2 separate regions of the Mus musculus genome follow, and region 2 is linked to region 1. The links are chromatin loops, found by intact Hi-C in ENCODE. Cell type or tissue: left cerebral cortex. All regions are shown on one strand. Links, peaks and the distances in the headings refer to the core of each region. The heading gives the core; the rest is flanking DNA.

Evidence for each region. A loop is a pair of places that touch in the nucleus more often than their neighbours do. Peaks named below come from ENCODE experiments on the same cell type or tissue, not always from the same donor. Only the 100,000 strongest peaks of a DNase experiment are listed, where the experiment ranks them.
Region 2: it touches region 1 in a loop (2.3-fold over the local background); 13 of 42 quality-filtered maps call a loop at or near these places.

The regions. Positions count from the first base shown.
Region 1 is chr7:109,975,680-109,978,601 of GRCm38, forward strand. It overlaps Tmem41b (transmembrane protein 41B), which reads right to left. Exons shown (of 7, transcript NM_153525.5): 6 at 916-1,054. Among named protein-coding and RNA genes, the nearest start is that of Tmem41b, 9.1 kb to the right of the region's middle. In left cerebral cortex, for the core only: a CTCF peak has its summit at 1,644; DNase peaks (open chromatin) are centred at 839 and 1,659; H3K27ac peaks cover 239 bases.
Region 2 is chr7:110,027,508-110,030,429 of GRCm38, forward strand. It overlaps Ipo7 (importin 7), which reads left to right. Exons shown (of 25, transcript NM_181517.5): 3 at 2,184-2,337. Among named protein-coding and RNA genes, the nearest start is that of Gm25636, 5.8 kb to the left of the region's middle. In left cerebral cortex, for the core only: no CTCF peak of the experiment used is centred there; a DNase peak (open chromatin) is centred at 1,512.

The DNA of each region.
Region 1 (2,922 bases), core at 185-2,684:
AATTTAAAATGAAAAGAAAAACACCAGTCTTCTTAAAGAAAGGCAAAATTTACAAAATTAATTTGAAAAATTTTTTGTGGTTCTGGGTATCAAGCCCAGAGCTTTGTACATGGTAAGTAGGCAAGCACTCAACCCCTTAAATTATGTTATATCCACTTATTAATTTCAAATCTAGTATCAATTTCTTGATGTGTGTTGATCTTGTTTCCCCTAATAAATTGGACTTAATATGTGATTAGAACTCAAAGAAGTTCAAAACCAAAAACTAAATGTTTTCTTCTGTTCAGAGAGATAGATCGTGGAGTTAACAAGTCCTGCATGGGGACACAGTAAAGTCTGCAGCAGAGAAGTATTTTGTAAGTGATCTTTGGTCAGTTACTTGTCATCACTAGCCAATCCCCTTAAAGACCAGAGGACTGCTGGAGCTTGGCCTGGGATGCTCACCAGGGTGCTAGCATGCAGTCCAGGTGCGTGAGAAGAGCTTTCAGCCAACAAAGCTCATGGCCTTGAGATCCTGTCATCTCTGATCTAACTGGCTCACATTGTCAAAGGAAGAAAGGGCTGCTGGGCCAGAGTTGGGGTGGGAAAATATTCTCCTTGGGCTAAGAATACGGGGGGTGATGCAGGCTGCTTGACATGCAAGTCCCCACTTACCACCCACACCCACGTGAACACTAGTATTAAACAAACAAAGATGAGGGGGTTCTGCTTAATCTCACATTATTAAAATAATTTCTAGTACAGAGTGCTCATTCTTTGGAGAGGTAACATATTACAACACACTGAACAAGCTATGTATCTAGGCCAGGCTTTGTGCCCAAGAGTTATATATGGTACTGGTGATTTTGCAAACAGCAGGCAATCTAGGCCAGCTGGACAGTTGGCCATGCACACAACGAGAGTAAGAGGTCTTACCTAGAAAAGTGCCAATAAAAAACACTTTCAATGGTACATTTATCACAGGAGATGTAATATTAATAAACCAATTAGGAAGAAACGGTGTGATCCTCAAAAATATAATGTAGTTAATAAGATGTTCTCTGTGACGCTCTACCTGTTATAAGCAAAAAAGCCAGTATTAGTTAAGACCAATCTTCAAAATAAGTTGTTTAATATAAAATACCTTAAATTCTTGCCCCAGACACATCACAATTTACCCAAGGAGAAACAATGTGTTTTCTGGGGATGTAGCTCGATGGTAAAGCTTTTGCTTACCACATAAGACCAAAGATTAGGGGCTGGGGAGATGGCGAGGCTAAATACTGATTACTTGTATTTCTGCATAACTAGCAAAACCACTTTTACAAAACAGCCATTCCAAAGGCAAACTGTATGTAAATCTAATGCTACGCAGGTAACAGAAAGGGCAGAGATTGAAAGTCTAAACTAAAAGTCTAGCCAGAGATCTCAGACGTTTTACAACTAGCTGATCACAAACTCAAGTGGAATATAAAACATTCTTCTCTAAAACAAGGAGGCATGATCTCTGTATTTCCTGAGATGTAATTATTTCTTCTGGTCTTTATAAAATTAGAACTCTCCCCATTATGATTTAAAAGTAAAATGAAGGGGCTGGCGAGATGGCTCAGTGGGTAAGAGCACTGACTGCTCTTCCGAAGGTCCTAAGTTCAAATACCAGCAGCAACCACATGGTGGCTCACAACCACCCGTAATGAGATCTGACACCCTTTTCTGGTGCATCTGAGGACAGCTACAATGTACTTCTGTGTAATAATAAATCTTTAAAAAAAAAAAAAAAGAAAGAAAGAAAAGTAAAATGCTGCTGGGCGTGGTGGTGCACGCCTTTAATCCCAGCACTCAGTAGGCAGAGGCAGGCAGAGTCCTAAGTTGGAGACAGGAGGAGCTTAAATTCAAGTTCAGCAGAGGCTACATGACACCCTGTCTCAAAAAAGTAAAATCAGAGGCTGAAGAAATGGCTCAGCATTTAAGAACAGTGACTGCTCTTCCAGAAGTCCTGAGTTCAATTCTGAGCAGCCACATGGTGGCTCACAACCATCTGTAATGGGATCCAATGCCCTCTTCAGGTGTGTCAAGACAGAGACAGTATACTCATATACATACACTTTAAAAAAAAATCCAACTAGGATAATCATTTCAAAAAAATTTTAAAATCAGTGGGGTTAGAGCAAGAGCTTGGTTGTCAAGAACGCCTGATGCTCTTCCAGGGAACCTGCTCTCACATTCCAGCACCCACAGGAGGCTCACAGCCACCCGTGATGAGATCCGATGCCCTCTTCTGCTGTGTATGACTGAAGACAGTGACAGTGTACTCTATAAATAAATCTTTAAAAAAAAGGAACTGGGGAGAGGAAAATCAGATTTGGGTTGAATTGTACACACTGTCAAGAGAAGACAGGCCGGGCGGTGGTGGCGCACGCCTTTAATCCCAGCACTTGGGAGGCAGAGGCAGGCGGATTTCTGAGTTCAAGGCCAGCCTGGTCTACAAAGTGAGTTCCAGGACAGCCAGGGCTACACAGAGAAACCCTGTCTCGAAAAAAAGAGAGAAGACAGTAATAAATTAATCAATGCCTAGTGCTTAGGTTGCTCATTCAGCTCAGGACCAGTCCCTGAAATGATGCTGACCACTTTCAGGGTGCGTCTTCCCATCTCAATTAACCCAACTAAGAAAAGCCCACGATCAACCCAATGTAGACTACTTCTCACTGAGTATCTCAGGTTATTCTACTCTGTGTACTCTGTCGAGTCATCGATTAAAACTAACCATCACATGTTTTAAAATAAACTCTTGTTGGAGTGGTGGCTCAAACCTTTATATCTTCACTCTAGAGGAAGAGCCAGGCTAGCCTGATCTACAAACAGTTCTAGGCCAGCCAGAGCTACAAAGTGAGACCTGTAACAAAATACTAAAATAAGACATATGAATATAATCAAAATACACTA
Region 2 (2,922 bases), core at 284-2,783, 52 kb after region 1:
TAGCTATAAAGTGAAAATTGGATACTTTTTTTTTTTCAAAAAGCTTTATGTGTATGGATGTTTTTACCTGGGTATGTATCTGCTGAGGCCAGTAAAGGGCACCACATCCTCTTGAACAGCAGTTAAGATGGTTCCGAGCTATCATGTGGATGCTGGGAATTGAACCAGTGCTCTCATCAAAAATTTTAGTTTTACTATTCTTACAGGGCCTATAACTCCAAAGGAAGCTTATGTACTCTTTAATTCCCAAATTTTAACTAGAATAAAAGTGTTTGACATGTAAGAAGATGGTTAGTTTTTTTTGTCTTGATTTTATACATTGGAAGATAAAATTATAATGGAGAATCATTTTAGTATTTGTAAAATGGAAGCTATTAAACTTGGAATTGGGACTTCAACGTACATCAGTTGTAGAGCACATTTTAGTGGTTTAAGTCCTGGTATTTTATCCCCATGATAAGTTCATTTGGGTTTTATAGTAGTATGTTTGGGGTATGCTGAATACTAATAAACTTGCACTGTGTAGTTTTCAGTTTATGTTTTGTCATAATGAAAAGCTAATACTACTAAGTCAATTAAGTATGCATTCAATTCTTGTGTTCATTATAATGAAAAAAATTATCTAGACATAGCACTGTCAGGTCCTAATTTTTGCTCTTGCTATGTTTTGAGCAAATACAATATTTTTGAAGATTTATTTATTTTATGTATATGAGTATACACTGTAGCTATGCAGATAGATGTGAGTTTGTTTGGTCTCCCCCGCCCCCCCAGACAGTATAGCCCTGGCTGTCCTGGAACTCACTTTGTAGACCAGGCTGGCCTCGAACTCAGAAATCCGCCTGTCTCTGCCTCCCAAGAGTTGTGAGCCTTCATCTGGTTGTTGGGGATTGAATTTAGGACTTCTGCTCGCTCCAGTCAACTGTGCTCACTCCGGCCCAAAGATTTATTTATTATTATAAATAAGTACACTGTAGCTGTCTTCAGACTCACCAAACAAGGGCTTCAGATCTCATTATGGGTGGTTGTGAGACACCATGTGGTTGCTGGGTTTTGAACTCTGAATCTATGGAAGAGCAGTCAGTGTTCTTACCCCTCAGAGCCATCTCATTAGCCCTTGGTAAAATAAATTAATTCTATAGTAGTGAAAATCTAGATGATGTCAGCCCCATGTCTTACTATAGATATAATTCCCTTTTTAAAATAACAGTGTTAAGATTAAGTATTAATTGCCGGGCAATGGTGGCTCGTACCTTTTATCCCAGCACTTGGGAGGCAGAGTGAGTGAGTTCCAGTACAGCCAGGGCTACACAGAGAAACCCTGTCTTGAAAAACAAACAAACAAAAAGATTAAGTATTAATTAAATTCTGAAGACACAGTTACCTTTGTTTAAGTGGGTATAAGACTTCAGGTAGAATTTACCAGTCATTCTAGTCTCCCACAGAATGTAGGAGTCAATTTCATGTCATACATTTGTGCTCCACATTCCCCAGATGGCTGAGTAAAAAGCCTTGTTAGTGACGTAGATCATACTTGCATCAACAGCTTGTTAACTGTTAGACAGCAATGTGCAAAGGTAGCAGTATGGTGGCTGGCAGATTGTAATCTATGATTTTTGAGTACAGCACATTTTCTCATAATATTTGAAGTTCTGTGTGATAGAAATACTGGATTTAGACACTGAGAACCCTTATATGTTTTATTTTATTTATTTTTTGGTTTTTTGAGACAGGGTTTCTCTGTATAGCTCTGGCTGTCCTGGAACTCACTCTGTAGACCAGGCTGGCCTCGAACTCAGAAATCCGCCTGCCTCTACCTCCCAAGTTCTGGGATTAAAGGCGTGCACCCGGCTATGTTTTATTTTTCTATAATTTTTGTTAATAGATAAATGAATTTTATCATGTTCAAATGATGAGGTATAGGATCTGAATTTATATGATTTAATCCTTATGGGTTTTATTTAGAAAATTTTGGTATGCAGAGTTCATTTGCTGGGTTCTCTTGGGCTGTATGTTTAATAATTTTGTGGGTAAATGCCTTCTACTGAATTTTAATTATTGACTTGAAAGAATTAGGTATTAGTTTACTTACTAAGAATCTCCTCCTAATGTTGATATTCCCCCAAAGATACTGTATTCTGTTTTTATAGTAAACATTACTTTGTGGATGGTCTATGTTTTAGGTGTTATTTATTTAAAAAATATGATAACACAATATTGGCCTGATCGGGAAGCCACACCAGGGGACATCGCTCCATATACTATTCCAGAAGAAGACCGGCATTGTATTCGAGAAAATATTGTAGAAGCCATTATCCACTCACCTGAGCTTATCAGGTATGTTTATTGAAATTTACTGATTATTACAGGTGTATATTTTGTGCTTGCTAAAATTTTCTTTTTTCAGAACATACCATTTTTTAAATTTTATTTTTGGTTTCTCTGTGTAGCCCTGGCTGTCCTGGAACTCATTCTGTAGACCAGGATGACAGGCTGACCTTGAACTCAGAAATCTGCCTGTCTCTGCCTCCCAAGTCCTGGGATTAAAGGCGTGCGCCACCTAATTTTAGAGGTGCCAAGTGTGCCGACTAATTTTTTTTTAATTTGGAGATAGTCTTACTTTGTAGAACAGCCTGGCCTTGAGCTCAGCCACCTACCTCTGTCTACTGAGTGCAAGGATTAAAGGCATTCAACCTGCTATTTTTATAACAAAACTGTAGCACATGTTGTAAAATATACGTAAGATTCTTTGTATTGCCATTGTACTTCATGTTTACAAAGCTAAAACGAAATTTTTATATAAAAGTTGTGCAGCATAGTGTGATTGGGTGAAAGGATAACAAGATGGTAGAGCTGGAATGGAGCCTGGCTGTGATCCAGAACTTCAGAGGCCGATTATTCCTGCACAGGGAAAGAAAAATT